2 separate regions of the Homo sapiens genome follow, and region 1 is linked to region 2. The links are chromatin loops, found by intact Hi-C in ENCODE. Cell type or tissue: heart right ventricle. All regions are shown on one strand. Each heading gives the region's core, and the rest is flanking DNA. Links, peaks and the distances in the headings are about the cores only. Region 1 has its middle 13 kb from the start of CST5. Region 2 has its middle 42 kb from the start of CST5.

The links. Hi-C counts contacts between places; a loop is a spot of excess contacts. Peaks named below come from ENCODE experiments on the same cell type or tissue, not always from the same donor. Only the 100,000 strongest peaks of a DNase experiment are listed, where the experiment ranks them.
Region 1: a loop joins it to region 2, with 5 times the contacts of the local background. A loop is called at or near these places in 3 of 110 quality-filtered maps.

The regions. Positions count from the first base shown.
Region 1 is chr20:23,858,696-23,874,787 of GRCh38, reverse strand. No RefSeq gene overlaps it. Among named protein-coding and RNA genes, the nearest start is that of CST5, 13 kb to the left of the region's middle. RefSeq lists enhancers at 5,275-6,100, 6,101-6,926, 7,475-8,002, 13,157-13,965. In heart right ventricle, for the core only: no CTCF peak of the experiment used is centred there; no DNase peak of the experiment used is centred there; H3K27me3 peaks cover 2,163 bases.
Region 2 is chr20:23,913,373-23,929,464 of GRCh38, reverse strand. It overlaps the pseudogene CSTP1. Among named protein-coding and RNA genes, the nearest start is that of CST5, 42 kb to the right of the region's middle. RefSeq lists an enhancer at 10,992-11,783. In heart right ventricle, for the core only: no CTCF peak of the experiment used is centred there; DNase peaks (open chromatin) are centred at 8,244 and 9,074.

The DNA of each region.
Region 1 (16,092 bases), core at 5,365-13,364, 56 kb after region 2:
GTTGTGGTTGGGGGCAAAGTCTTTCTTGCACGGAAGTGCTCATAATTTTCCATGTGGATGAAGGGTTTATTGACCAAAGGGACCACCATCCAGGCACACAATGAACAGCTGATTTTTTGAAAAACAGTCCCTTTCTGACACAATTCTATCTTCCTTGGGGAAGATGGTGTGACGTCGGGGTTCTGCACAGGACTCCCCCGACTTTTCCCTGTGTGTCTGCTCCCTTGGAACAGAGCAGGATGCGGGGAAGCTGAGAGTGAACAGGTCCATCTTCTGGGCACTGAGCTGTGTCCTTGGAAGAAGCTAAAGAAGGTTCCTGATCAGGTCATGTTAAGTGTCTTCTAAGAGTTCCTTTAGAAAAAATCATGCACCAGATCAGAGGTAAAAGATGGAAACTGCAGAGGTTGGAAACCCCTCACCCAGCATAGAGAAATCACTCTGGAAGGAGGGATGAGTGCATCGGAGGCCTGGGAAGCATGAGACGGCACAGTCTTTCCTTGGGCAGGTGGACTCTCTTCATGATCACAGGCAGACCAGGTGCTGCAGGGCCTGAGGCTCATACAATATGGGGGCTTTATGTATGAAAAATAGAGCAATATTAGCAATACAAAAGAAAGCACAAAAGTTAATGTTTATTTGGGAAAAGAAAATAAATTATGGCAAAATACTCACTTTTTAAAACACTGAGATATACTGCAAACAGCCACAAACTCCAGAAAATAACAGACACCCACAAAATCCAGAAAATAATCAGCCACCAAGTCAGTACTGTAGCCAACACACTCAGTATTGGGTTGTTGCAATAAGGGAATAAAGTCACACAAGGATCCTCACATGATTCAACAAACAAAGGAAAAAAGGTTATCACAGGATTGGAGGAAGGGATTTTGAAGGTGTATTGATGCACTCAGAGCATGGCAGGCTTCTGTGTAAAGGAGCCAGGGTCAGGTCTGGGCTGCAAATTGTACTCAGCTCCTCCTATCTCCTCAGCTCCTCCTATCTCCTCAGAACCCATAAGGTTCAGGCAAATGTGGAACGTTCTGTCCAGAAACCCCTTCTCTGTAGCTCTGTGCTTCTGTGTAAAGGTGGACCTAGATCCTCCAGGCAGTGGGATGTTCTTCTTACTCATAAGCAAAGTTTCTGACAGCCCTGACGCTAGAGAACAAGGTCTTCCATTGAGTCAGAAAGCAGTTGTCAGCCAAGGAAGAAGCTGCTTGACATTTCAAAGCTGCAGCTTGAGAGAAACATTGTTTCCCGTTCATGATGCCACTGGCTTTGACCACATCAGTCCATCTATCCACCCTGCAGATGAAAGGGCAGATTTGCCCTCCCTTAATCCACATGATCTTTACTGTCTCATATAATGTTTTTGTTTAATTAACTAGTTGACACAACTCTGTAATATTTTCTGCCTATGTTTCCATATTCAGCTAATGAATCACTATTTGCCTCATCATAAGACATTGAATTTGTACCAGAACTTTTATAAATATAGCAGAAAGATAAACCAGTCTTTCCACTAACTGTTTGATGATCTGTGAACTTAATGGTACATAACATCCTTTTTCTGCTTCAAAACTCATATTGGTAATATCCTGCAACCTTTCCTGATTGTTGACAAATTCGTAAAAGCCTCTTGCAGTTTCCTCTCATTTGTGAACTCTAAGATTTTAGTGCTTTCTAAATTTTCTAGACATAAGATTGATGATCTTAAAGACTCTTTGTATTAACAATGCTCACTAACACAGCATTTTTAAACTGTCACTGTTGTGTAGTGAGCTTCAAAATTGTGCAAATGTATCATGATGTGCTATATTGATTAGCTCATTGAATGTGCAGGAGTTTGTCCTGGAAAAAGTATCTCTTCAAGTCATCTCACCTGTTGGTCACAGTTTTACATCTGTGTTGCCTGCAGCTGGGAGCCAACAGAATAATCGGGGAGGGACGTCAGGCCCGCCCCTCCTGTCTGTGCCACTCACACACACATGGGCAGACTCCAGTATTCTTGCATAGTGCATGGGCAAAGGAGGACGTGAGGGAGGAGACAAATCCACCAGCCACAAAAGTAGAAGGAGACTTGAAGAAGAGGTGAGGGAAGGAGAAACCATGCAGAAGAAACTGCAGAGGCCTTGGGACCTGCTGAGAAGCTTTCAGCCACATGTAAACTAAGTCCCTAATTAAAAATGTCTTGAATGCAAAGGGAATGTTCTACTCTCATGATAAGAAGCCCCTGGGTGAGGCAGGCTTCAGGAACAGAACTCCCAGCATATGCTCTGCTTCCTTGGGATTCTCTCAGCCTTACCTTCCTGTTCTTGAAGCTTCAGCCTCAAGCTGGTAGCAAGGTGGTTGCAACAGCTCCAGACATCACATCATCAACACCAACATCCAGAGGCAGAAAGAGCCCTGGGAAGAGCCTCTGTTCCACACCTCCTTCCTGAATGTGAGGAGGCTCCTCCTATGCACCCCCTAGCTCACCACCCCTGCAGTCTCATTGGCTAGGGCTGGGTCATATGCCCACCCCCTACACCAATCCCTGTTAGGAATTCACATCATCCATTGTGTCACCAGCACTCAGTGAAACCTGTGGATAGGATGGCAGCATCCTGGTAATAGCACAAACTTCAGCATGATCAAAATGATGACATGACTGCAGAGGGAATAAATAAATTATGCATGCACATGATGAAACCATCGTTAAGAAGAATTAGCAATATATGTGTTAAAATGAAAAAAAATTTTAATACACTTTGAATATATTATTTTATAGAAAACAAGATCTATATGGTATGTTAATACAAAGCTCTTTCCAAAAACAAAAATAAACACATGTGTGTATGTGTGTATATAGACATATACACAGACATATACACATATGTATACACAGAAACACATCTGAGGGAAAGAGAGAGAAAGGGAGAGAGGATGAGAAGGGAGAAGAAAAAGAAAGAAGAGAAGAATTTTGCATTTTTCTGTTTCATTTGAATGTTATTACAATGTCACGTTGTTCTAATTATTCTAATTATTTTAAATGTCATCCATGGGTGTTTGGGTGATGATATGGGTTGTTTTTCATTGTACCCTCCCTATGTCTGCATTTTAAAAACTAACAAATGCTATGGCTGAATGTCTATTGGTGTGGTTGATATGCCTGCATATGCTTAATAGCACATTAATTATGAGTGAATCAGGAGTTGATATTCAGCATCAGGGGTTTCCCCTGCCCCCTGAGTTGCAACAGTCATTTAGAATTCAATACATTTTTTCCTTGTTTTTCATGACACTGAGTATTTCTGAATAGATCCTCTCTCAGCTACACTGTGAGCTCCTGGGGAAAAGAGGGTATCTTTGCTCACATTCCCTAAGGAGCGTTTACTAGCAAAGAGCTCATCATTCCTGTGGACACGATGATTGCAATTAGCAGGTGGACTCCAGCTTGGCTTTAGAGTGCTTGATCTATTTCAGTCTCCTGTATTCTACTTCCACTGAATGTAAGGAGGAGGTAGTCTGCTGCTTAGTTATGTTGAAAGTAAGAAACATCCAAGTTTTGAGAGGTTGGTCTGCATTTAATTTCAGCACAAGCTCAGAAAATTCCATTCACATCTCAGCACCCATACTTACACATTGAAATGGTGCGCAGTCAGTGATTGCATTAGGAATCTGATGAAAATTGTAGAAATGGTGTGTGTGTTTGCATACTTCTGCATAAACACATTCATAAACTTCAGAGTACAGTGGAGTTTCTATAAGCTCTCAATGAACTCTCATATTAAGGGACCTTGTTCTGGAAACCTGAACAGCCATTGTCAATTCCCTTCCTCTTGCCTGTTCCTGAGGCAATGGACTTTCAAGCCTTCCTCACCTCTGGGGAAATAGATCTCAGGTCCAGCCAACAACTGACAAGCACTTGGCCAGGTTACTACTAAAAGAGTATCTGCTGGATAAACAGAGAAAGGCTCCCTGAGGGGAGTTTTCTCTCTCTCTCACTCTCTCCCCCCACCCCCAACACTCTTCTCATGCCCTGTGGCCTCCTGCTGCTCCTTCTTACTCCTCACCTTTCAGGCTGTGGTGTGAGACAGGATGTCTAGGGCTATGGTGTCCACCTTTCACTCATGAGCCATGTGCCCAAGAACAAAAGCCCAAGGAACAATGGAGAAGATGGAAGGAAAACACCTGGGCCCCTGCTGACGACGCTGCACCGACTCTGTGAACACCACCCACGGCCTTTGGTAAATAACCAGTGTCATCATGGGAGAGGCAGCCAGTGTTTCTCAGGACTCCAGCTATCTGCAGCCAGGACTCTCCTAGGAGCAATGGAGCTGACACATTACTTAGTGTCAGTCCCAGAGCCAGGGAGGCAAATGAAGCTTACTGTGTGACAAGAACATAATTAAGCTGAAAATTACATGACCTGACACCTTATCCTCAACCTACCTCCTACTAATTTACTTACGAGTATAAGGGGTTTCTGGTACCTGCCCAACCTTCCTCATCAGGTGGATCAAAGAAAATTATATGTGAAAATATTTCACCAAGTCCAATACAGATGGACACTTTGGATTTCATTTCACTAGGGATAAAGAGGCAAAAAAAAAAAAAAACCCAGCTGAGTAAGAGATTTTTGGTAACAAGTAACTTTACAGATGAAGCATTGGTTTTCTTCAGCGGGTCTCATGGGTGTGAGAACATTTGGATCATCTGTTGAAGGGAGATATCCAATCTCCTAAACAAAAATGTTCCATACTTTCACAGACCTAACACCCACTGTAGTTTAAAAGGCAGGATATTTGTGGTGTGGGCCCTGACTCCACCATCTCTTGGTTAGGGTTCCTGGAAATAGACTCAGATGGAGATTCACAGGCAAGAGGCTCACTGAGGCATGTGCTGGGGAGGCAGGGATGTGGGTCAGGGCAAAGGGAGAAGTCAGGCTGGGGTGCAGCTCAGCAGAGGCCACAGCAAGGCCCATGGAGAGCTCTGCAACGGGGATGGCCTCAGAGTGGTGGCCTATTGGGGCAAAAGAATCAGGCCTTTGTATCCCCATAGAAGCCATTTATCTGAAATAGGAAATTCCAGGAAGGGCATGAATTTGGACAAAGCAGCTTCTTTTGACTCAGATCAATGCCCACAGAGGGACTCAGCTGTGAGCCCTCAGTGGCCACACTCCCAGCAGCTGAGAGAATGAAGTCTCACTGGTAAAGGAGAAACTGCGGGGGGAGCCCCACTGAGAGAGCAAGGGATGTAATCTCTAGGAGACTCAGTTAATTTATCTGTACAATGGGAAAAATTATTACCATTACTGCACATTGTAACTTAAGAAATAAATGAAAGAGTATATTTGAAAAGTGACACTGAGCCCTGCATTATGTTATGTAATTATTGGTTAGTAAGACATGCATACAGCAAAGGAGGAAAGATGGGTGACACCTGACAGCATTTCACATGCCCCCATGTGAAGCACAAATTGTTACTCGGCCAGTGCCTCTTAACCAACTCTTAGGTGCCTTGTGTGATGCTGAGTCCTGGGAATAAAAAGACACATAAGACATTACCTCCTGCAAATGCAAAGAGGTATATTACTGAGTTAGCTAAAAGTATGGGAAATGAAAAGATGAGATTACTCTTATTTGTAGAAGATTTCTTCATGTGTCTAGAAAGCTCAGAAGAATCAACTTAAATGTTATGAAAATCAGTATCGGTATTTGGCAACATGGCTGAATCCCTGGCAAAAATTCAAGCATCAGTAGTTTTCCTAGAAGCTAGCAAAAACTAATTGGAATGTGTGAAGAACAAAATCTCACCTCTAGAGGCAAGAAAATGGACAGAAATATTTTTAAAGAAAAAGGTACTGTTGTAACCAAGCGAGTTATAGAGAAATGCCACACTTTGAGACTAATTCAGGAGTCCTTTATTAGCCAGCGACCGAGAGACGGCTAGCACTCAAAATTTTCTCGGCCCCGAAAAAGGGGCTAGATTTTCTTTTATACTTTGGTTTAGAGAGGGGAGGGGGAGCCTAGCTGTAGCAATCTTACAGAAGTAAAACAGGCAAAAAAGTTAAAAAGACAAATGGTTACTGGAAAACAAACAGTTCCAGGTGCAGGGGCTTTAAATTCATCACAAGGTGATAGATGTGAGGGCTTTTGGGTGCTATCTATGCGACACAAACGTGGGGGTACTATCACCTGGGTGAATTCTTGGGAACTGTGGACATAGCTTGCCACAGTACCTTCTCAGTTAATTGCACTCTTTGATGTGCTGGGAGTCAGCTTGCACAACTTAAGTCCTTGAGGAAGGGGGTGGGTAAGGAGCCCTTGATGTCTTGCAAATGAAGGAGCCAAATGGAGTCCATCCGGCTTTCTCAGCTAAGGGAGAGTCTATTCATATTAAAACAAGGTAAGGTATCACAGTACTTTGCAAAATACTGTTCATAATATTCATAACAATGTTATTCGCTATAGCCGAAAGGTAGAAGCAACTCAGATATCCATTGATAAATAAATGGATAAAGAAACTATTATATACCCATACAAGGAAATATTCTTCCATCTTAAAAAGAAAGGAAATTATGACGCATGCCACGATATGAATGAACCTTGAGGAAATAATGCAAAGGAACATAAATCAGACAAGAAAAGGACAAATACCATGTAATCCAACTTATATGAGCTACTTACACTGGCCACATTCACAGAGACTTAGAATAGAATGGTGGTAAGGAAGGCTTAAGGGATAGGGGAAATGGGTAGTTGATGTTTAATGGGTACAAAGTTTCATCTGAGAGGATAAAAAATTCTTTCATTGAAGAATGGGGATGTCCGCACACCAATGTGATGTATTTAATGATGCAAAACTCTATACTTAAATACAGTGCAAATGACAATTTTCATGTTATCTGTATTTTATCATAATAAAATATTTTTAAAGATATGAGCAAGTTCTTAGTGAAAAGTAAGAAAAATTTACTGAGAAGAGAGATAAAATATGACTAGAGCTTATTTTTTTGTATGGGAAGAACAAATAAGGTAAAGATGGTAATTTTTTTCAAATGAATCTATAGTTAATTGTGTTCCATTCAAAATACATGACAATAATTTTGAAGATACTAAAAGTCTTGTGGAAAAATAAACTGAAATAACTAAAAATATTTGGAAAATTACTCATGATGCCTTATATTAAAATATATTATAGAATTAAAAGAATGTGATGATGATGCAAAATAAACACTGTACACAAATCTGTTGCTTATTCTCTGTTGTGGCCGTCAGTTCATAGCCTACTTCGAGAAGCACCACGTGCTGGGTGCTCACATGGTGCTGGGTGCTGGGGAGGCTGCAGACAGCAACAACCCCAGGGATGGGCAGCTATCATGCCAGGCACCACCAAGTAAGAGCCCGCCCCAGCCTAGGCGGATGGAGGTCCGAAGGAGGGGGGCTTCCTGTGAGTGAAGGCACCTGTGCTGAGACTGTGGACTAGGACTGAGAATGAGGAAGCGGCTCAAAGCAAGCATTTCAGAACGAGGGCTAGAAAGGAGGCGGGGAGGGAACAGTCTGGCAGGGATCTGCAGGGTTCCCTTGTGGAGGGTCTCTGTGTGGGAAGTGCAGGCTGGTGGGGGCAGTGCCTTGTGCCCAGCAGGGCCTTTGAGCCACACTAGTGAGATTGAGGGTGGTTGCCCTATAGCAGAGAGGGCTCTCTTAAGCAGAGAGCAAAATATTGAAAGGGGTGTGCGAGAGACAGCATTCAGAGCACTGGGGGAGATGCAACAGAGAAGGTCATGTGTTATTCTGTCAATTGTGACAACATAGATAAACCTGGAGGACATTATGTTAAGCCAGACAGAGAAAGACAAACATTACATCATCTCATTTATATGTGGGATCTAAAATGCCAAACTTATAGAAGCCATGAGTAGAATGGTGAAGACCAGGGAATGGAGCAGGGGGAACGTTGAGGAGATGTTGGCCAACACATCTGTATCTCTTGATATAGAAGAACATTATACTATATTAGAAAGAAAAAAGATAAGGAATAATCTATGTGGCATTATCCTGATATATAAAGAGAGAGAGAGAGATTAGAAAATGTTAACAATGGTTATTTCTGGATATAACGGGGGAAAAAATAACTGACAGCCTCAAAGGCAAGGCTGTGGAGCAAGAGGAACTATTGTACTTTGGCAAGAATGTAAGATGGTACAATCACTTTAGAAATGTTTGTTATAAACTGAAGTATATGCTAACCCCATTGATTTTTGTGTGAATGCAAGAGCATTTGTTATACCTTTTCTGATTATTAAAAATTGAAACCAACAGTTTTAAAGGGAGCCAAGACTCAGGGTGTGTCAGGACAGAGAAGTGGGAACTGTGGAAACACAGGGCTATTGAGCACAGTGGCTGGGAAAGGGCATGGGGTCTGAGAGCCGCAAGAGACTTTTGGAATCTGAATTTGCCAACTGAGTGTGAGAACTACTTGACAGAGCTTCCATCCTGGGTGCCTGGCTGCTGGTGAGCTTAGCACGTGAGATAGTGAGTTCATTTGTGGAGGTTTTGAAGTTGATTTAAGCTTCCCAAAGAGCTGGAAATACAGATGTGAAGTTAGAAGAAGTTGGGTCATATTTATGTATAATATATAATATATATTATATATAACTATGTATTATGTATGTTTATATAATATATAAAATATTTTATACATACACATAAAGATACCTTTAAAAGACAGGAAAGCAAAATGCAAAAGACTCTGAGTTGTGCGGAAGAAAGAATAAAATTTAGGTGTACAAACAAGAAAATGTAGAAGAAATGGGCTGGGTGCAGTGGCTCACGCCTATAATCCCAGCACTTTAGCAGGCTGAGGCGGGCAGATCATTTGAGGTCAGGAGTTCCAGACCAGCCTGGCCAACATGGAGAAACCCCGTCTCTACTAAAAATACAAAAATTAGCTAGGCATGGTAGTGCATGCCTGTAATCCCAGCTACTTGGGAGGCTGAGTCAGGAGAATCATTTGGACCTGGGAGACGGAGGTTGCAGTGAGCTGAGATTGTGCCAGTACACTCCAGCCTGGGTGACAGAGTGAGACTTTGTCCCAAAAGAAAAAAAAAAAAAAAAAGAAAATGGAGAAAAAATGGATAAATTCCTGGAAATATACATCCTTCCAGGATTGAACCAAAAAGAAATAGAAATCCTGAACTGACCAATAATGAGTAGTAAAATTGAATAAGTAATAAAAAAAATTCTGAAGAAAATAAAGCCCAGAACCAAACAGGTTCACTGGCGAATTCTATGAGACGTACAACAAGGAAGTGATAGTGATTTTACTGAAATCTTTCCAAAAAATCAAAAAGAAGGGAATCATCCCTAACACCCTACAAAGCCAGCATCACCGTGACACCAGAGCCAGGCAAGGACACAACAAAAATAGAAAACTACAGACCAATATCCCTGATGAACATAGATGCAAAATTCCTCAACTAAATAATAGCACACTGGTCCAGCAGCACATCAAAAAGATAATACACTACAATCAAGTGGATTTGATTCAAGGGATGCAAGATTGTTTTAACATATGTAAGTCACTAAATATGATTCACCACATAAACAGACTTTAAAATTAAAATCATATGATCATATCAATAGATACATAAAAAGTATTTGACAAAATACAGCATCTCTTCATGATAATTCTTACCAAACTAAGCATACAAGGTACATAGCTAAAAATAATAAAGGCCATATGTGACAAACCCACAGCCAACATCATACTGATTGGGTAAAACTTGAAAGCGTTTCACCTAGGAACTGGAAGAGGACAAGGATGCCCACTGTCCACTCCTATTTAACAGAGTACCGGAAGTCCTAGCAACAGCAATCACGTAGAAAAAAGAAATGAAGAGCATCCAAATTGTAAAAGAGAAAGTCTAACTTTCTCTGTTTGCCAATAATATGGTCTTATACCTAGAAACCCTTAAAGACTACTCCAAAAGACTCCTAGATTTCATAAATGACTTTACTAAAGTTTCAGGATTCAAAATCAAGGTATATAAATCAGTACTTCTATACACCAATGATAATGAAGCTTAGAGCCAAATTAAGAACTCGAGGCCATACATAATAGCTACAAAAAATAAAATACCAAAATCATTTAATCAAGGAGGTAAAAGATCTCTCCAAGGAGAACTACAAAACACTGATGAAAAAAATAGATGACTCAAACAAATGAAAAAACATCCCTTGCTCATAGATTTGAATAATCAATATTGTTAAAATGACCATACTGACAAAAGCTTTCTAGAGATTCAGTGCACTTCCTATCAAATTATCAATATCATTCTTCATAGAATTAGAAAAAAAATCCTAAAATTCAATCCTAAAATCCTAAAACCAAACCAATCTTAAACAAAAATAATAGAATTGGAGGTATCACATTATACTACAAGGCTATAGTAAGCAAGACAGCAGGGGCCTGATATAAAAAACGACACATAGATTAATGGAACAAAATAGACACCTAGAAATAAAGAAAGATACCTCAATCAACTTGTCTTTGACAAAGTTAAGAAATCATACACTGGGGAAAGATACCCTATTCAATAAATGGTGCTGGGGCAATTGGAGAGCCACATGCAGACACATGAAACTGGACCCTTGTCTCTCACCATATACAAAAATTAACTCAAGGTGATTAAAGACTTAAATGCAAGAACTGAAACAATAATATCACAGAAGAAAACCTAAGAGAAACTCTTCTGGATATTGATCTAGGCAAAGAATTTATGACTAAGTCCTCAAAATGAAGCCCAACATCAACTACCTTAGACAAATGGGACTTAATTAAACTGAAAAGCTTCTGCACAGCAAAAGAAATAATCAACAGAGTCAACAGATAACCTACAGAATGAAAGAAAATATTTGCAGTGTATCTGATAAAAGACTAATATTGAGAATCCACTAGGAACTCAAATAACTCAATTAAAAATAATCCCATTAAAAAGTGGGCATGGTGCCAGGCGTGGTGGCTCATGCCCATAATTCCAACACTTTGGGAGGCTGAGACGGGCGGATCACGAGGTCAAGAGTTTGAGACCAGCCTGACCAAAATGGTGAAACTCCGTCTCTACTAAAAAAAAATACAAAAATTACCTGGGCCTCGTATCCCGTGCCTGTAATCCCAGCTACTCAGGAGGCTGAGGCAGGAGAATCACTTGAACCCAGGAGGCGGAGGTTGCAGTGAGCCAAGATCATGCCATTGCACTCCAGCATGGGCAACAGAGAGAGACTCCATCTCAAAAAAAGTGGACATAGAATAGCACCTAGGAATACAACTTACAAGGGATGCAAAGGACCTCTTCAAGAAGAACTGCAAACCGCTGCTCAAGGAAATACGGCAGGACACAAACAAATGGAAAAAAATTCATGCTCATGAATAGGAAGAATCAATATCATGAAAATGGCCATATTGCCCAAAGTAATTTATTGATTCAATGCTATTCCCATCAAGCTATCATTGATTTTCTCTGCAGAATTAGAAAAAAAACTACTTTAAATTTCATATGAAACCAAAAAAAGATCCCATATAGCCAAGCCAATACTAAGCAAAAAGAACAAAGCTGCAGACATCAGGCTACCTGACTTCAAACTATACTACAAGGCTACAGTAACCAAAACAGCATGGTACTGGTACCAAAACAGAGATATAGACCAATGGAACAGAACAGAGGCCTCAGAAGTAACATCACACATCTGCAACCATCTGATCTTTGACAAATCTGACAAAAACAAGCAATGGGAAAGGATTCTCTAGTTAATAAATGGTGCTGGGAAAACTGGCAAGCCTTATGCAGAAAACAGAAACTGGGCCCCTTCCTTATATCTTATACAAAAATTAACTCAAAATGGATTAAAGACTTAAATGTAAAACCTATAACCATAAAAACCCTAGAAGAAAACCTAGGCAATACCATTGAGGACATAGGCATGGGCAAAAACTTCATGACTAAAACACCAAAAGCAATTGCAACAAAAGTCAAAATTGACAAATGGGATCTAATTAAACTAAAGAGCTTCTGCACACCAAAAGAAACTATCATTGGAGTGAACAGGCAATCTAGAGAAAGGGAGAAAATTTTTGGAATCTATCCATCTGACAAAGGGTTAATATCCAGAATCTTCAAGGAACTACAAGGAACTGCAATATAAAAACAACCCCAGCAAAAAGTGGGCAAAGGATATGAAGAGACATGTGTCAAGACATTTATGCAACCAATAAACACATGAAAAAAAGCTCACCATCATTGGTCATTAGAGAAATGCAAATCAAAACCACAATGAGATACCATCTCATGCCAATTAGAATGGCAATCATTAATAAGTCAGGAAACAACAGATGCTGGCGAGGCTGTGGAGAAATAGGAAGGCTTTTACACTGTTGGTGGGAGTGTACATTAATTCAACCATTGTGGAAGACAGTATGGTGATTCCTCAAGGATCTAAAACCAGAAATACCATTTGACCCAGCAATCCCATTACTGGGTATATATCCAAGTGATTATAAACTATTCTACTATAAAGACACATGCACACATATGTTTATTGCAACACTATTTACAATAGCAAATAATTGGAACCCAAATGCCCATCAGTGATAGACTGGATAAAGAAAATGTGGCACATACACTATGCAGCCATAAAAGAGAATGTGTTCATGTCCTTTGCAGGGACATAGATGAAGCTGGAAACCATCATTCTCAGCAAACTAACACAGGAACAGAAAAACAAACACCACATGTTCTCACTCATAAGTGGGAGTTGAACAATGAGAACACGTGGACACAGGGAGGGGAACATCACACATCGGGGCCTGCCAGAGGGTGGGGGACAAGGGGAGGGAGAGCATTAAGACAAATACTGAATGCATGTGGGGCTTAAAACCTAGATGACAGGTTGATAGGTGCAGCAAACCACCATGGCACATGTACACCTATGTAACAAACCTGCACATCCTACACATATATTCCAGAACTTAAAGTAAAATTTTTTAAAAAGTGGGCATAGGACATGAACAGATATTTTTCAAAAGAAGACATACAAGTGGCAAACAAACATGAAAAAAATGCTCAACATCACTAAATATCTGAGAAATGCAAATTGAAACCACAATGAAATATCATTGTACACCAGGGAGAAAGGGTGTTATTAAATGTCAAAAGACAGCAGAGTGCAGTGGTTCATGTCTATAATCACTGTGGGGAAAAGCAAGAGAGATCAGATTGTCACTGTGTCTGTGTAGAAAGAAGTAGACATGGGAGACTCCATTTTGTTATGTACTAAGAAAAACTCTTCTGCCTTGAGATTCCGTGACCTTACCCCCAACCCCGTGCTCTCTGAAACATGTGCTGTGTCAAACTCAGGGTTAAATGGATTAAGGGCGGTGCAAGATATGCTTTGTTAAACAGATGCTTGAAGGCAGCACGCTCCTTAAGAGTCATCACCACTCCCTAATCTCAAGTACCCAGGGACACAAAAACTGCGGAAGGCCACAGGGACCTCTGCCTAGGAAAGCCAGGTATTGTCCAAGGTTTCTCCCCATATGATAGTCTGAAATATGGCGTCGTGGGAAGGGAAAGACCTGACCGTCCCCCAGCCCGACACCCGTAAAGGGTCTGTGCTGAGGAGGATTAGTATAAGAGGAAGGCATGCCTCTTGCAGTTGAGACAAGAGGAAGGCATCTGTCTCCTGCCCGTCCCTGGGCAATGGAATGTCTCAGTATAAAACCCGATTGTACATTCCATCTACTGAGATAGGGAAAAACCGCCTTAGGGCTGGAGGTGGGACATGCCGGCAGCGATACTGCTTTGTAAAGCATTGAGATGTTTATGTGTATGCATATCTAAAAGCACAGCACTTAATCCTTTACCTTGTCTATGATGCAAAGACCTTTGTTCACATGTTTGTCTGCTGACCCACTCCCCACTATAGTCTTGAGACCCTGACACATCCCCCTCTCGGAGAAACACCCACGAATGATCAATAAATACTAAGGGAACTCAGAGGCTGGAGGGATCCTCCATATGCTGAACGCTGGTTCCCCGGGTCCCCTTATTTCTTTCTCTATACTTTGTCTCTGTGTCTTTTTCTTTTCCAAGTCTCTCGTTCCACCTTGCGAGAAACACCCACAGGTGTGGGGGGGGGGTAACCCACCCCTTCAAATCACAGCACTTTGACAGGCCAAAATGGGAGGATTGCTTGGGGCCAGGAGTTCAAGACCAACCTGGACAAAATAGTGAAACCCTGTCTCTACAAAAAATAAAAATGTCTTGCCATGGGCCTGTAGTCCTAGCTACTCAGGAGGCTGAGGCAAGTGGATCATTTGAGCCCAGGAATTTGAGGTTATAGTTAGGTATGATCATGTCACTGCCTTTCAGCCTGGGTAAGAGTGTGAGACCCTGTCTCAAAAGAAAGTCAAAAAACAATAGACATTGGAGAAGATGTGGGGAAAAGAAAAAAATTATGCACTGTTGGTGGAAGTGTACGTTAGTACAACCTCTATAGAAAACGGTATGATGATTTCTCAAACAACTAACACTAGAACTGCCCTGTGATCCAGCAATTCCACTACTGGATAGGTACCCCCCTAAAAAGAAATCATTATGTAAAAATGACACCTGCACTTGTATGTTTCTTGCAGCACTTTTCACAATAGCAAAGCCATGGTATCAATGGACAGATGGACAGGTGGATAAAACAAGGTGGTGTGTGTGTGTGTGTGTGTGTGTGTGTGAATACTACTCCATATATATATATCTATATATACACACACACACCCACACACACATATATGTCCAATACTACTCCATATATATATATATATATATACACATACACACACACACATATATGTCCAATACTACTCCATATATATATATCCATATGTGCGTATATATATACATATGTATATATATATCTCCAATACTACTCCATATATATATATAAATATATATATATACACACACACACATATATATATATATACACACCATGGAATACCACTCAGCCACAAAAATGAATGAAATTATGTTTTTTTTTTGCAGCAACATATATGGAGCTGGGGGCCATTACCCTTATTGAAGTGACTCAAACTGAAAATCAAAAACTACATGCTCTCACTTGTAAGTGGGAGCTAAACAATGGGTACTCACAGACATGCAGAGTGGAATGATAGACAGTGGAGGCTCAAAGGTGGGAGAGTGGGATGGTGGTGAATGTGAAATATCACCTAGTGGATATAATGTACATTATCTGGTAATGGGTACCCTAAAAGCCCAGATTTCACCTCTATGCAATATATCCACATAATGCAACTACATCTGTACCCCAAAATCCATAAAAATAAATAAATCCCCCAGGTTACACATATACAATTAGGCATCTTATTGTATGTAAATGCTACCTCATTCAAGGCAATTTTTAAAAATCAGGTGAGTTTTCCAAGTAGTGCACAGAGGACCAGCGCCGGCAGCATGGCTCCCTGAGGGGAGGAACAAGAGATACCCGTGGGCTCCCACATTCATCCCGCGGCTGCTGCTCCATTTCCTGACACCCCCACCACCTGCCAGGAGTCTCCCTGCACCTCCCACCGGGCCCCACCGGCAGTTACCCTGAGACTCCAGGTCATTCCCTTCCCTGCTCACACCCGCCCCAGGAGCTTCCTCTTCTTGGAGCAGGCATGCTCAGCCCCGCCTCAGGGCCTTTGCACTGGCTGTTCCCGCTGCCTGGAGCTCTGCTTCCTGTCTAGACAGGGCTTCTCACCTTTCCAGTCTCCCTGACCAGGGTCCAGTGGCTCCATCTGTCTCTACCTAATACTCTTTCACTTCCAACAGAGAGACTAATTTCCTGATATTAATTATTGATTATCGCTTTCTTATCCTCCATACCCTAAGGAGCAGAACCACTGCCACCAGCCACATGTGGCCATGGGTCACTGAAAATGAGGCCAGTCCAAAATGACATTCGGTCTAAGTGTAAAAAAAAAAAAAAAAAAAACAGGGAATTTCAAAGACTTACACACATTCAAAAGAATGTAAACTATCTCATTAACAACTGTTCC
Region 2 (16,092 bases), core at 4,516-12,515:
ACACCACGCCCTAACCAGAAAGTGACATGCTGAAAAATAGAGAAGCCAAGGGCATGAGAAGGACCTAGGAAGGGCTACTGCTTTAGGTAAGAAAACAATATTTAAAGAAGCTGGAATCCACCTTTAGTTTCGATGAAGTGATGCAGGAGAGAAACAACAGAAGCAGGACTGGGGACTCCCATATTGGCTACCCTATTTTTGTTTGATTATTTCTCAGATATTTAGAACTTTCTAAGCCAACCTGGAGAGGGACGGGGTAAACTCAGCTCCTGACTCCTGAGCTTCAGTGCCTTCCTCTGGACACCTCATCTCAATCCAGATATTACAGGAAGCCAAATTTTCCTCAAACAGCCATCTATAAAAATCTGTATTTTCGACATCAGACTGGTCCAGGCTCACATCTCTCTCCTGGATTCTGTGCAGGGAGCGGAGGTAGACACAGGAAACAACCACAATGCACGGGGCCTCGCCTCTCACTCTGTGAGGCCCCGCCCACTCTGAGGCTGGGCTTGGCCACGTGACCTGCTTTGATGAATGAGACAACGGCTGGCAGGAGTCTGCAATGGCTGGGGCCGGGCCACACCTAGGCGCTGAGCTCCTGAAATAAGATCTTGGAACTCGTCTTCATGTGAAAGCATCCTCTAACCTTCTTAAGGCTAAAAGACCACCTGGAAAGAGATGCCCACTGTGCCTGCTGAGCACATTCCCAGCCTACCTCACCTGAATGCAGCCCGCGAGTGAACCCAGCAAGACCAGCGCAAGAGCCGAGGACAGCTCCAGAGTCGTGAGAATCCATACATTACGTGACTTTCAGCTAGGAAAATTCAGGGTGGCTGCTGATGCAGCAGCAGGTAATGCATACAGGATGCTCTGAACAGCTCTCCCAGCAAAGACCCACAGTCCACCCCATGTGGGGTAGAGAGGGGGAAAATCCCCTCCCCCATAGACTGTGGTTTCTGCTGGTGTCTGCAACTGCCATGGGGCGGCTGGAGGGCAGCCCTTTCCTTCTGAATCCAGCCTACATTTCATGCTCTCCATCTGCCTTCTCACCGGCTTGCATCCTCTTTCTATAGCACTAGAACTATCAAACCCATCAAGCTGCCCCCGGAGGGTGAGCCTTTCAAAAAATCTTAAACAGGTGCAGGACCAGGTGCACTCAGGATTGTGAGCAAATTTCTAGGTGCAGAACAGTCCAGACTCTCAGCCCAAAGTTCAGGCCAGGCCAGAGCCCACTTGCCTGCAGGAGGCACAAGGGAGGGTAGGGACAGGTTTAGATGCCAAGTACTCATCAGAGTTTCAATTTAAGGACACTCGGAAGCCATGGGAGGCTGTGAACCAAGGATCACAATCTGATTTGCTGCGGTGGGTAGGACAGCACAGGAGTGGAGGCACAGAGTAGAGTGAAGATTCCTCAAAGATCAGACAGTCACAAGACATCCATGAGCGTTCTCATAGCTGTGGCAATGTGAAGAACAAAAAAAAAAAAAAAGAAAGAAAATACAACTCAGAGAATTTTACAGGACTTTAATTATTATTGTCTGGGGAAAGATGAGGAATAGAGTGGAAACATGATATATGGACAGATACATAGATTTGATACATAGATATATACATAGATTAGATAGATGAGATCAATTGATCAATCAATAGGTATGTCAGGCACTGCACTATCAACTCACAAGCATTTGATTTAGTTTTCCTGACACTAAATCTATTTGTTCAAAATACTCACTCCCTGTACCCCACTCTCCATGGCAAAGTGCACTTCTGCACCACTTCCTTTGGGCTGGGCCGTGTGATTTGCTTTAACCAAAGGAGTTTAACCAAAGGTGTGAAGTAACCAGAAGTTTGAAACAAGTTTGTGCAATTCAGCTTGCCCTCTTGCACCCTGCTCTTGCCATGCGAGAATATGAAAAATGTCAGCTATCTCCTTGGAGAAGGATCACAGATGTGGAGCAGAGCCAGCTCAGACAATCCCATTCCAGGTCAGTGACTCCCAGCTGGACTGCAGATGTGAGCAAAATAACTGGTCATTGCCATAGGCCAATGAGATCATGCAGTTCCTTATTACACAGCCTATTGTAATCATTGTCATTCCTGTTTTACAAATCAGGAAACAGAAGCACCAAGAGAATGAATATCTTGTCACAAATATATCTCTTGTCACAGCCATGGGCAAGGATGGGGCTACTAACACAGATGGGGACACTAGTCGAAGGGTAGGTCTATGGGCAAAATGAAGGTCAATGGACATACAGAACTGGTGATGCCTGCAGGACATCCAGTGATAACATCATGGGCAGGGCAATGAGGAGCTTCACTGCTGGAAGCCTGAGCTTGGTTGAGATGACTCAAGATAATTGCAATAGGGTCAACACTCTCACAATAAAAGAGAGAGAGCTCAACTATGAATATAAAAAGGGCAAGTGAGGATATATAGCCAAGGAGCAGGGAGCAGGGTTAATAGATTAAAAAAAATTACTAAGCAGAGACATCAAATGTGGGAGTTTCTTGCTAAATTGACCTAACAATATTCTTGCTAAAGGCAGGACAAAGCCTTAGACATCAAAGTTGAGAAATGAGGAACTTGGTCAGATGTTGAGGGTGATCAGATACCAAGGGTGAGGGGATTCTTTCTGAACTGACTTAGCAGGATTCTTTCCTAAACCTGGGCACTGCAGCCCTCGCAAGAGCAGGAGGTAGGGGCTGGGGACTAGGGTTGAGGCCAAGGGAAGAAGGTGGCTCAGACGAGCTTAACTAAGGTTTGGTCAAGGTGAGTCTTATCTCTGGATCCAGCCCCTCTGTGACAGGAGGAAAGGGCAGGCAGGGCCACAGGAGCAGGCAGGGCTGTCCTGATGGCCTCTGGCTCCAGCTCCAGCACTCAGTGATTGAGTTGAACAGGATTCCAACCAGGAACAGGAACCACTCTCCACAGTCACTGCACTTTGCTAAAGGAATTGATATTTAAGGTTACACAAACAGTGACAGGGAAATCCCAGCAGTGACCCAAACAGGATAAGAAAGTCTGACCACCCAGAGATGCCAAGGGGATTGCTCTCCCGCTCAGAGCCATCTGTTTCCCTTGAGGCCAGTCCCCTGCAGTCTGCAGCCCAGGGAGTCAGGCGCAGCCCAGCCTGCCCCAGCTAGCAACCCGAGTTCCTGGAGGCCTCTCCCTGTCCTCTTCACTAGGCTGTGTGGTTCTTCAGTCACTGGCTCTGCTCTGGTGAATGCACTCCTTGAGAAAGTCAGTGGTAACTTATAATCCAAAACCACGAGCACTGTTCATATACTGGTCCCTGAGCAGAAATGTCCCAAGGATTCTCTTTTCCCCATGAAGCTCAAAACAGTCAGACCTCAGACACTGGGCTCTGCCCTCTCGTCACATTCGGCAGGGGCTGTCAGCAGCCTTCCCCATGAGTATCACAGTTTCCCAATGATGTGGCATCATCTCAAAACCAAATGAGATACCAACATTGGCCCATGGTCTAGAAGCATCTGGTGGGGAGGGAGAAGGAGGGAGGGTGTGTGTAAGGGAAGGCTTGACCCCAGAGAACTCCAGGCACTCTATAAAGGAAGCTTCTGGGCTTCCCCTTTGAGAAACCAGCAAATCAAGTGGCTGCTCTGTCCAAGCTCCTACCATAGATGCTGAATGTTAATTTCTCAAAACCCAAATGTGCAGAATCTCAACTCTTGGCCAACTTGTCCTGACCACTTGCACCTTTAGTAGATGTTTATGTGCTTGATGATTTATTATAGCATTGTTTAGTGTTCACTTATTATTGCTTATTTATTATAGAGAACTTCTGCCACTCACCTAAATTCTCACTAATTCAGATCATGAGATCAATAGTACCCCACACAGCCTGGGAGAACACAGCTTTCTTTTTCATCACCTGGCAGAAGGGAAACATGCCCCCTCCTGTGCAGCTGGACTTCTCCAGGTTACCTGGGTGCTGGAGGCCCCAGGCTCAGTCCTGGGTCCATTGTTTCTCTCTGGGTCCCTATTACCTTGTCCTTGAAGCTGTAGGTTACAGGAATCAAGGCATACACAGCTGTGTCATGTTTTATTTTTTTTAAGATGGGGTCTATGCTGCACAGTTTCCCTATGTTGTCCAGGCTGGTCTGGAACTACAGGGCTTGAGGGGATCCCCCGTCATAGCCTCCCCAGTAGCTGGGATTACAGGTGCACCACCACATCATGCTACTGAGTCATTTTCAATCATGCTTAAATGTCACTCCTGAAGCCCGCTTATCTTGCTGCTTCTGAACTGTCAGACACTACTGTTTACAAAGCCGCCCACCTCTCCAGATGCATGATGCAGAGAAGGCAAAACATTTGCCTAAGGTCACCAAATATCTGGAGCAGCTGTCCAGCTACCCTAACCTTCCACTTCCCATCACCCGCACTGGACTTGGCTCCCGTAGCTCCTGAGAGTGCCCACCAATGCTGTCTGTCCTGTTAGGATTACAGCAGTCATTGATCAGGACAGCTGGCCCTCCCTGCAGCACATGCTAGTGTCCTGACAGAGGATGACCATAGGTAATGTCATCACATTCAGGGGTGCAGGTCAGCACTCCAGCCCCTCTTCCCCCACATTCCACTCACCACTACCCTCCCCCTATCTGGGTGACCTGCACCTTCTTCCTAGTGATAGAAGTTAGGAGATTTGTGATTATTTAATCTTACCCTCTGTACAACACATCTTCCTGAGATTGGAGCCCCAGTGGCTTCAAGAAGCTGGGGGCCACAGAGAAGAACCAACCCCCACACTTGGGAGATGACCATTGTGCTTGGAAGTACCTGGCCAGGGGCTGACCCCTCTTTCTCTTATCTGTGGAGCTCCCAGTCTTTCTTGTCTAACTAGGAGGCATCATGCGCTGCCCTGTTTGAGGGCCTTCCTTCCCTCACCCAGCAGTAAACACCATCCCTGGGCCTCCTACTGTATCTGCTGGGGTGCACAGCTTTTCTAGGGGTGCTGGATTCACAGTGGGTGAGAGGGTCACTTGGCCTTGGGTAACAAGTTTCCCAATCTTAACAATGAATATGAGCATCCGTAAGTAATATTGTTCCCACTGCCGGGTTCCTGCTGATCCAGCCCCAGCCATGGCTGAGACCCAGGATTACAGCAGGTCTGGGCTGACACTGGCCAACCCTCACCTCCACCACTCCCAGGAGAGTCCTCTGGGTCCCTGGCAAAGGCCCAGAATTTCCTGGCGTTTCTGGCCAAGGCTGCCACTTCACCATAAGGGATTTGCCACAGGGTCACCTTTAGGCATGGAGGGTGGGGTTGAGAGAACAAAGGGAGCAGCTGTCTGTTCAGAGCCTCCTTCCACCCTCCCCACTCCTGGAGTCACATTCCAGCCCAGGCCCGCAGCCATCCGAGCTGGGGACTTTGTCACCCCACAGAGCACCCAGCTGACCCATCTCCTCATCTGGGGAGAAGGAGAACTCACAATCCTGGCAATGAAGCAACTCAGGGCTCGCTGGAAAGCCACGCTGAGCAAAGGACAAAGACACACATGGGCTCTCTCTGCAGGACTCCATTCCTGGGAAGCTCAAGGACAGGTGACAAAGGAGTCTACAGGGCTGGATAGGGGCTGCCAGGGTGGGGTGGGCACGAGAGTGGGCTTGAGAGGCAAGAGGATACCATCTGGGGCAAGGCAGATGTCACAGGTCTGGACAAAGTGGTAACACAGGTATATGCATTTATGAAATCCCCCAAGTTGGGCACTTGCAATTGGGCATTTTATTGTATGTAAATCCGACCTCATTCACTGTAATGTCATAAAGTCAGATGAGTTTTCCAAGCAGTGAAGAGAGGAAAGGAGCCCGAAGTGTGGCTCCCACATTCATCCCGCGGCTGCTGATCCCTGTACTGCCAACTCTTACCACCTGCCAGGGGGTCTCCCTGCACCTTCCACTTGGCCCCACCCCCAGTTACTGTGAGACTCCAGGTCCTTCTCTTCCCTGCTCACGTTCCCTCCAGGGGCTTCCTCTTCCTGGAACAGGCACACTCAGCCCCACCTCAGGGCCTTTGCACTGGCTGTTCCTGCTGCCTGGAGCTGTTTCCTGTCTAAACAGGGCTTCTCACCTTTCCAGTCTCATAGAGACCTCCCTGACCAGGGTCCGGTGGCACCCATCTCTCTCCACCCTCCATTCTATTTCACTTCCTGCAGAACAGATCTACTCCCCTCATCTGATCACTGCTCCCCATCTCCACACACACCCTAACTTCGGCTGTGCAGTTCCACAGCCACCAGCCACAGGTGACCATGGGATGTTGGAAATGGGGCCAGTCCAAGATGACACTTGGTCTAAGTGTAAAAATTTCAGAGACTTACACATACCCAAAAGAATGTAAACTCTCTTATTAATAATTGTTGTTCCTATGTGTTGAAATAATATTTTCGATATATAAGGTTAAAAAAGAGATATTCTTTAAATTATTTTCACCAGTTTCTCTTTTCTTTTTTCAATGTGTTTCCTAGAAAACAGAAAATTGCTCATGGGTTCATGTCACAATCTGTTGGGCAGCGGCTCTGCAATGTCACGTCCATAGCTCAGTCACCCAGGCTCCATCCCAAGCTCTAGACCACATGGTGCTGGGAGAAGTTGGTGACAGGTTTGTTTATTAAATAATGAGTTATGAAAAGAGAACCCACTGACTTTTTCCCAAAAGGTTAATTCCTTTATGTTTGGCAAAGAAGTTCCCCAGAACAGGGAATGGACAAGGTCTTCCAGGAGTGTTTAAAATAGTCTCCCTGCGCCAGGGATTCCCAACTTTCACCAAGTGCTCTCAGATTTCCCTGACATCTGAAGACCCCAGGATGCCAAGCCTTTTATTTTTCCCTTTTCTAAGGAAGTAGAAGGTCACCTTGTTTCACAACACAGACAGCAGTGTCACCTTTCTGGAGACCAGGGTGACCCAATCTTGGGAGCACTGGGAAGGAAGGGCAAGACTGAAGTGAGCTGGGGATTGGAGAGAGGAGTTAGGAGAAGGGGGAGATGGAGGAGAAGGGCCTGGAAGAACAGGGGGACTTAGGCAGGGAGAGAGGTGAGGGGAGATGGAATGGGAGACAAAGGAAAAAGAGGAGGGGCAGAAAGAGAGGGAGAATCTAGGGGCAGGGCATGGAAGGACGTGGGGCTGGGGGCCCCCAGGCTGTCTTGCTTTTATCCATTTATCCTAATGCACAGCTGCCTGCTGGTCTGGGCTCCCTGCCTCAGGATCATGCCCCTTCACTCTCCTGCACTTCCCCCTTCTCACTCTTTGTCCTTGTCCCAGCAGACCACAACCTGGCCCCTGCACACTCCACTGCCCTTGCTGGCTGCCCTGTTTGTGGCCCTAGCCTAGAGTCCCCCAGCTCTGGCTAGAAAGATCATTCAAAGTGACATCTGTGATGCAGACCTTAATGATGATAGATGGCAGCATGCCCTGGACTTCGCCATCAGTGAGTACAACAAGGAGAGAATGATGAACACTACAGTCACCCCGCAGGTGCTGCCAGGCCAACAGCAGGTGGGTGATGCCACCACCCAAGGGGTCCTGAGTCCCAGCCAGATTTGCCCCCTAACCCCAAGAGCATTCCCAGCAAATCAGCACTGACACATTCATGATCTAATGCTCAGACTCATTCAGCTTTCTCTGACTGTCTGTTGACAGCCTTCATGCCCTAGGACGCTCCCGGGCCATGAGTGCATGAGCTCAGCCCTGTCCTGTCCACTTGGCCTCCTTTAACCTGCATCAGCTCCTGGGTCTGTGCCATGACCGTGGCATTTCCCAGGGTCCAGCAGGTGTGGATGGAGACTATGCTGGCTCTGGGTGGGCTTGGTGCTGCTCAGGATGAGATCCAGGCCATAAGGCTCATCCTCCTCCCTGAGTCCTCTCTGCAGGGGCCACACCGGAGCCTAGCTCCTTGTCCTGCAGAGCCCTGCTTCCCTCCCAAAGTCACACCCCTGGGCACAACCCCCTAGGGCGAGTGGCCTTCACCCTCAGGCTGGCTGACCACCCCCGACAGCCCAGGGCAGCTGAGTTCCTTCTGGGGTGGAGCACGCCTGACCCTGCTTTTGCCAGCTGACATAGCATCAGACCTCAACCAGATGAGGACAGCAGTCACCCAGCATAGTGGAGGAGGGGGTCAGGTCGGGAGGGAGCTTCAGCAGGGCTACTGGTTCCATTTTGACCTGCATCCCATGGCACAGCAACAAACAGTGACACAGCCTTTGGCTCTCCTCCACCTTCCCTTGGAAATTCAGAGGAGTCCAGACCAGCCCCGTTTCTCCTCCTGCAGCTGTCAGCTGGGGCCCTCTCCCTGCACAGGAGGGGCACTCCCTGCTGCCAGGATCCCTGCTGGCCTGTACCCCTCTCTCAAGTGTGACACTCACATGGGATGATAAGGATCACTGGGCCCTGAAGCATGTTTTACAGTGAGCAAACTGACACCAGAGAGATCTCAGGACTTGCACGTGGTCCCCGGGGCTCCTTGTCTCACACTGCTTCACAGTTCTCACCATTCATGTCTGGAGGAGGCCTTGTGCAGGGAAAAGGGCTCAATTCCACTCTGCAATCACAAATATAAGACATGCAGGTGTGCTGCTCACTTTAGAAATATTGCTTCCAACAACACACTTAGAATGGAGATCCTACAGAGACAATATGTTATTGGCCTAAAACATCTGTGCATGTGAAGCCTCTCATTTCCTGCTGTATATGAAGCATAAATAAATCTAGGTTAATAGAGGGAATGAGATGCTCTATGGGCTGGATGCCAGGAGCTGGAAGTTAGCAGAAATTTCATCATCAGGTGACAGCCTTCCTAGGACAGGTCAAGTGTCCCTGGCCTCTGAGCCACAAGTAGCAGAAATCAGTTAATCCTTTGCTGTGGGAAAGAGCATTCACTTGCTGCTTAAACCCGCCCTGCAAACCTGGTGCCAGGACTGTTTCTTTGCCCCACCCTGGCTGGCTCCCCAGAGCTGTGCCTTCTATTCCTGAATCCAATGAAGGGGGTTTTAGGCCTTGGCTTCCATCTGCCCTGCCCTTGCTTCTCCTCCTACTGGGCTGCATGAGACACCTTGTTTCAGTTACTTAGAGAAAACAAGTTATCAGGGAGGCCTGGCGCCCGGGGCCACTGCCAGCCAGTGTGTATGCCTTGTGGGTGACAGTGTGGGCGGTTCAGAAAGGCAGGCATGAAGCCCCAGGCAAACCCAGTGACTCAATCACAGTGAAATGCCTGTGTGTGCACGGAACTGACAGTGTGCTTCCCATGCACCCTGCTCTTTCGTGCTTGTAGATGTGGGCTGGGTGAGCTACTTCTTTGATATGAAGATAGACCTAACCACATGCACTAAGTCTCAGCCAGACTTGGACAACTGTCTCTTCAGTGACCAGCCACAGTTGAAGGAGGTATGTGACTGATGTGGGTCAGGGATGTCAGGCAGTGCAGAGGGGTGTGAGTGGTGTGTGTGTGTGTGTGTGTGTGTGTGTGTGTGTGTCTGCTCCTGCACATGTTTTGAAGGGAATGGAGCATGAGTGCAGATGCATGAAAGCCATGCATGCATGGGTGTGCGCATGTGCCTGTGGAGATGCATGTGGGTTTGTGCACACACGTGCAGGTGCCTGTTGTGAGGGGCATGCATGTGTGTGTGAATGTGGAGTTATATGTGTACATACATGTATGTGGGGGTGGTATGCATATATGGGTGTATGTGGAATGGAGCATGTGTGTGCCCACATGTGGGAGGTACATGAGAGTGTGTGTGTATGTGGGTAGATGGATGTTTGAGGGAGTATGCATGTGGGTTCATGCATAGATCTGTGTGGGTGAGGGTTGGGGTGAGCTTATGGAGACGCCTATGTGTGTGCAGATGAGGTGGTGTGGAGACGGGTGATTAATTTGATTTGCTAAGAGGGCTTTAGCTTGGGAATGGGGGTACTGGGAGCTCCACCCTGTGTGCTTTGGGGTATTGCCTGCTGGACTGGAGGAGGGCTGGGTTCTGGTCAGAGAGAAGAGGCTCTGTCTAATCCCAGCCTCATGCACCTGCCCACAGCCACAGCCTCTCTGAGCAGATTAGAGGGAATTAAATGCCTGTTAGCAGTGAAGCCCTGGACCTGCCCCAGCTCACCCAACACCAGCTTCTCTAAGAACCCAGGATTTCTTGTGAGGTCTCTGTTCAGGGGAGAGCCACACTCTCCTTGTCATCTCCTCACTACCCTTTTGAGTTACAGTTTCCAGTTCCCTGGGTTCTTCCCTCTGGTCCCTCTTAGTGCTGGCCTGAGTGCTGGAGGTGGAAGGAGCTGGGGGCAGTGAGCCACCTCCCCCTGCCCTGCACCCTTGGGGCTCCCGAGGCCATGCACAAGCTCGGGTTGTGCTGGGGCAGGAATCCTGCAGGCTGGGGTGGGGGCCCAATGCCACCTGGTGACTTGGAGCCTTGAGAGGGGTGATGGAACAGTCACTGTGCAGTCGGGCTCAGTGCTCTGGGACTCAGCGGGGGAGGGTGAGAACCCAGTGTCTCACCTGGATCTGTCCTTGCCCCACTCTGAAATGATATACCTGGGTGTCTTCTGATTTAACTGCAACCCACACTGATTGTCCCCCTCTCTTTCCTTTCACAGAAACAGTTCTGCTCTTTCCAGATCTACGAAGTTCCCTTGAAGGACAGAATGTCCCTGGTGAAATCCAGGTGTGGGAAAGCCTAGGGGTCTGTGCAAGGCCAGCCGCACTGACCACCTCCTACTCCCACCCCCTGTAGTGCTCCCACCCGTGGACTGGTGGCCCCAACCCTGGGGGAGGTCTCCCCATGTGCCTGCACCAGGAGCCAAAAGAGAAGGCAGCAGGAGGACTTTGTTGCTCAGCAGGGGGCTCTGTCCTTGCTCCTTTTTTCTTGCTTCTCACAGCCCCCCACTTCCTGCAATTAAACAGTAGCATCGCCTCCCTCTGAGTTCTTGGCTGTCTAGGGATGTGCACACAGAAAGGTTTCCGCAGTTCCTTTATGAAACCTCCTTGTCCTGCTGGTGTGGAGATCAGAGGAGTATCTGGGAGCTGACATGGCCACAGCAAGGCTGTCAGGGGAGCTGCTGCTATAGGAGACCTGAGCCTCAGAGCAGGGAGCGAGCAGCCAGGGGCTCGGGACCCAGGCCTTCAGCTGCAGCAGCCCCTGGTGAGGGGGTCAGGGAGAGGAGTGGGCCCAGGCTGCTGCCCGCGAAGCTGGGCTGCTGTTTTGGTCTGAGCTCTTGGTCAGACCAGGAGGAGGGGGCTGGCTATATCCACAGCCAGGGGCCAGGCCTCAGTGGAGCTCGCCAGGCCGTAGATTCCATCTGTGCTTGCAGAGTTGAGCAGACTCCAGGGACTGAGCTGCTCTCATCAAATCCCCTAGACACTAAACATATAGCAATCGATGTGTGCTTCTTTCCATAGGAGATTTTAGGCCCCTACATGGAAACAAAGTCCAAAAGTGTGTGTTTGTGTGCGTGTAACTGATTGGAAGAAATGCCAACCAGACCAAGGATGGGCAAGATCACAGAGAAAGCAGCGCCTGCTGTCATCCGTTCTGGGAGGGTGCAGCCCACGCTGGGAGGCGGTGCCCTATGAAGGTTTTAATAATTCGCGCCCACAGGTCCATTATCTGGACTTGAATTGAAAACCAGTCCTCATGTCAAGCTTAATGTTAGGGATGGAAAAGTTAGAACACAAGCAGGACTGCCATGCAATGGACTCTCTTCTTTTTCCAAGGAGGTTCTATTTAATAAATAGAACACATCCTTTTCTTGTCAGCATCATCCTGTAGAATAGTGGATATTTGTGTCACAAAAATCCACTAAGATGTAGCCCGTCCTGCACAGCCCTTCCTTTTGCCATTTCAAGACAGAGGAGTGCAGCCCTCACGGCCAGTGCCTCTGGGGCAGGGCTCTCAAATATCTTCCATGCCTACAGCTGCAGTGAGGGAGGGCTGCTGCCATGAACAGTGAGGGTAAAATGCCAAAGGGAAATCTGCCCAAACAGCCCTGAGGCCAGCACCCCATATGCTACCCTAGAAAGCCAGGAGGAGAATGGTCTGACAGGGACAGTAGGAAGCATCTGCTTCCATTTGCTCTCCACCGCGATGGGATTTAACAGAATCTTTGGGATGTAGGAATGAAGCAGAGCCCAGGAGGCCATGAGCTGGGGAGATGTAAGTCTGGGCCTCAACCTTTCGGTGGAGGGTGTGCTTAGTGATTCATGCTTTTGCTGGGAGACAGGTGCAGAGGGCAGAGCAGCAGGTGGTGGTTGGTGGAAAAGTCTTCCATGCAGCGAGGTGCTCATAATTTTCCACGTGGATAAGAGATCTTTTTTCACGCAAGCAACCACCACCTAGGCACACAGTGAACAGCTGACTTCGTGTAAATCATTCCCTTTTCTGACACAATTCTTTCTTCCTTGGGGAAGTTTGGGTTGAAGTCATGGCTCTGCACAGGGCTTTCCCCACCATCTCCCTGTGTGTCTGCTCCCTTGGAGGGGAGCAGGAGGCAGGGAAACTGAGAGTGTGGAGGTGCTTCTTCTGGGCCAAGAGATGGGCAGTGAGCTGTGTCCCGAAGCCACTGGATCTTTAGAGGAGTGCAAAGAACTCCCCTGATCAGGTCATGTTCAAAATATTAACCTCTTCTAAGAGTTCTTTTAACATAAATTACACACCAAATCAGTGGTAAAACACTGAAACTGCAGAGGTTAGAAACATCTCAACCAGCATAGAGAAATCACTCTGCAAGGAGGAATGAGTGCATCGGAGGCCTGGGAAGTGTGAGACAGTGCAGCCTTTCCCTGGGCAGGTGGACGCTCGGCACAACAAGCACAGATGGATCAAGATGCTGTGAGGCCTGAGGCTCCTGTGATATAGGGGCTCCCTGCATGGAAAATAGAGCAATACTAGCAATACAAAAGAAAGCACAAAAGTTAATGTTTATTTACGAAGAGAAAACAAATTACAGCAAAATACTCATTTTTTAAAATGCTGAGATATACTACAAACATCTACAAAATCCAGAAAATAACACATATCCTAGTGCAACCAGCCACCAAAATCAGTACTGTAGTCAACACATTCAATATTGGCTTGTTGCAATAAGGGAATACAGTCACATCAAGGATCCTCAGATGACTCGACAAACAAAGGAAAAGAAGTTATCATAGGATTGGAAGGAGGGATTTTGAGGCTGGATTGATGCACTCAGAGCATGGCAGGCCTCCGTGTAAAGGAGCCAGGGTCAGGTATGGTCTGGTCTGCAAAGTGGACCTAGGTCCTGTGTCCTCAGAACCCATAAAGTCCAGCCAGATGTGGAGATTCTTTCTAGAAACCCCTTCTCTGTAGCTCTGTGCTTCTGGTTTAAGGTGGACCTAGATCCTCCAAGCAGTGGGATGTTCTTCTTACTCATAAGCAAAGTTTCTGACAGCCCTGACGCTAGAGAACAAGGTCTTCCATTGAGTCAGAAAGCAGTCATCAGCCAAGGAAGAGTCTGCTTGACTTTTCAAACCTGCAGCTTGAGAGAAAAGTTGTTTCCTGTTCATGATGCCACTGGCTTTGACCCCATCAGTCCATCCATCCACCCTGCAGATGAAAGGGCAGATTTGCCTTGCCTTAATCCACATGATTTGTATTGCCTCATATAATTTTTTTAATTAATTAGCTACTTGACACAAACACATAATAATTTCTTCCTATATTTCCTACTTAGCTAAGGAATCCCTGCTTGCCTCATCATATGACATTGATTTGGTAACAGAATTTTCTATAAATATAGCAGAAATATAAGCCACTTTTTCCACCAACAGGTTTGATCACTTGTAAAATTAATGGCATATAATGTTTCCATTCTAATTTAAGACTCGTAATTGTAATATCATGCAATTTTTTTGATTATTATCTAATTTGGAAAAGCCTCTTTTAGTTTCCTTTCATAGGTGAGCAGTAAGATTTTAGTATTTTCTAAATGTTCTTGACTTATGGCTTAGGATCTTAAAGACTATTGACAATGTCACTATCACAGCATTTTAAAACTGTCACTGTTGTAGTGAACTCCAAAATTGTGTAAATGTATCATTATGTGCTATGTTGATTAGCTCATTGAATGTGCAGGAGGAGTTTGTCCTGAAACAAGTATCTCTTCAAGCCCTCTCACCTGTTGGTCGCTATTTTATATCTGTGTTGCCTGGAGCTGCCAGAGGTCATCAGGATAAGAAGGGCAAGGAGGGAGTTTCCCATCTGTCGGGTCTGTGCCACGCACATGCATATGTTCTTGCTGTGGACAGTTTCAAAACAAAGGTCTGTGCTCTACAAATGTCAAAAATCAAGATTTCTATCAAAGTTCCCATCAAAAGTAAAAACAATTACATGGTGCACTAATTATATATATCAGATTAGTGAGTACATTTTCAACAGGAGAAAACTTCCATTTTTGACTAGGTGTCAAAAAGAAAGAGATCATCCATTCACAATTGCCCATAATTCTGCTGGGAATAATTTTCTACACAGTGGCGTCTGGCTCCACACATTGCAAACCTTGTTTCCTCTGCACTGATCACAGGCTTTCCATGTGTGGTGCTGGGAATTGTCCTGAACTAGGAACCGTCTCTGTCCCTGCTGCTTTGGGTCAAATCCTAGGCGGATGGTGGGGCCAGGCCTGGGGCCATTTTTACAACAGGGTCTCTAGAGACAACGTAACTATGCCCAGGAGTGGCTGAGAACCACAGGAGTGTGTTCCCCTCACCCCAGGTTAAATGCGTCCCAACTCAGCTTCCTCTTAGCCAGATACCAAAATGCCTGTGTCCACCCACACAGCATGCAGGAGGAGAGTGGGAAAGAGAAAGTCAGAGTAAACAAAGGCAATGCTCTTGAATAACTGCAGTTTAAATACTTGACTTTCTAAAATTGTAGAAAACATCCAGCCAAGAACACCTGTTGCTCGGCCCTGCTCAGACCCTTTTCTGGGGTTGTGAGGAGCCCTGCACTTAAATACCATTAGCTTCCTGGAAACCCCCCTCTGACAATAACATGGGCAGACTCCGGTATTCTTGCATAGTGCATGGGCCAAGGGGATGTGCGGAAGGAGGCAAATCCACTAATCACAAAAGTAGAAGGAGACCAGGAGAAGAGATGAGGGAAAGAGAAACTCATGTAGAAGAAACCTGTAGAGGCATTGGGACCTGCTGAGACGGCTTTTGGCTGCATGTAAACAAAGTTCCCAATGAAAAATGTCTTGAATGCAAAGGGAATGCTCTACCTTCATGATAAGAAGCCCCTGGGTGAGGCAGGCTTCAGGAACAGAACTCCCAGCATGTAGCTCTGCTTCCCTGGGATTCTCTCAGCCTTGCCTTTCTGTTCTTGAAGCTTCTGCCCTGAGCTGGTAGCAAGGCGGTTGCAACAGCTCCAGACATCACATCATCAACACCAACATCCAGAGGCAGAAAGAGCCTTGGGAGGAGCCTCTGTTCCACACCTCCTTCCTGATTATGGGGAGGCTCTTCCTACCCACTCCCCAGCTCACCACCCCTGCTGTCTCATTGGTCAGGGCCGGTTCACATGCCCGCCCCCTACACCAATTCCTGTTAGGAATTCACATCATTCATGGTGTCACCAACACGCAGTGAAACCTGTGGATCAGGCAGCATCCTGGTAATAGCACAAACTTCAACATGATTAAAACTATGTCACCACTGTAGACTGGTAGAGTAAATTAGGGTGCACATGTGTTGGAATGGGCATTAAGAAGAATTAGATAAGGATATATGTGTTAAAATGGCAATAATTTTTAATACACCTTGAATAGATTTTTATTGAAAAAAGGTATATATGGCATGTTAATACAAAGTTCTTTGTGAAAACAAAACTAATCATACATGTGTATGAGTGTATATATAGACATGTATACCCACATATACATATATGTATATGCACATACACGTCAGAGAGAGAGAGAGAAAGAGACAGAGGAAAAAGAGGCAAGCTATCATCTGCATTTTTCCAGGAAGAAATACAAGCATAAGAAATTATTAACTGTGGATATCTTTGAAGAGAGCTTGTAGCATGAATAGGAAAATAGGTGGTTTGGATTTTATTTTTTAAAT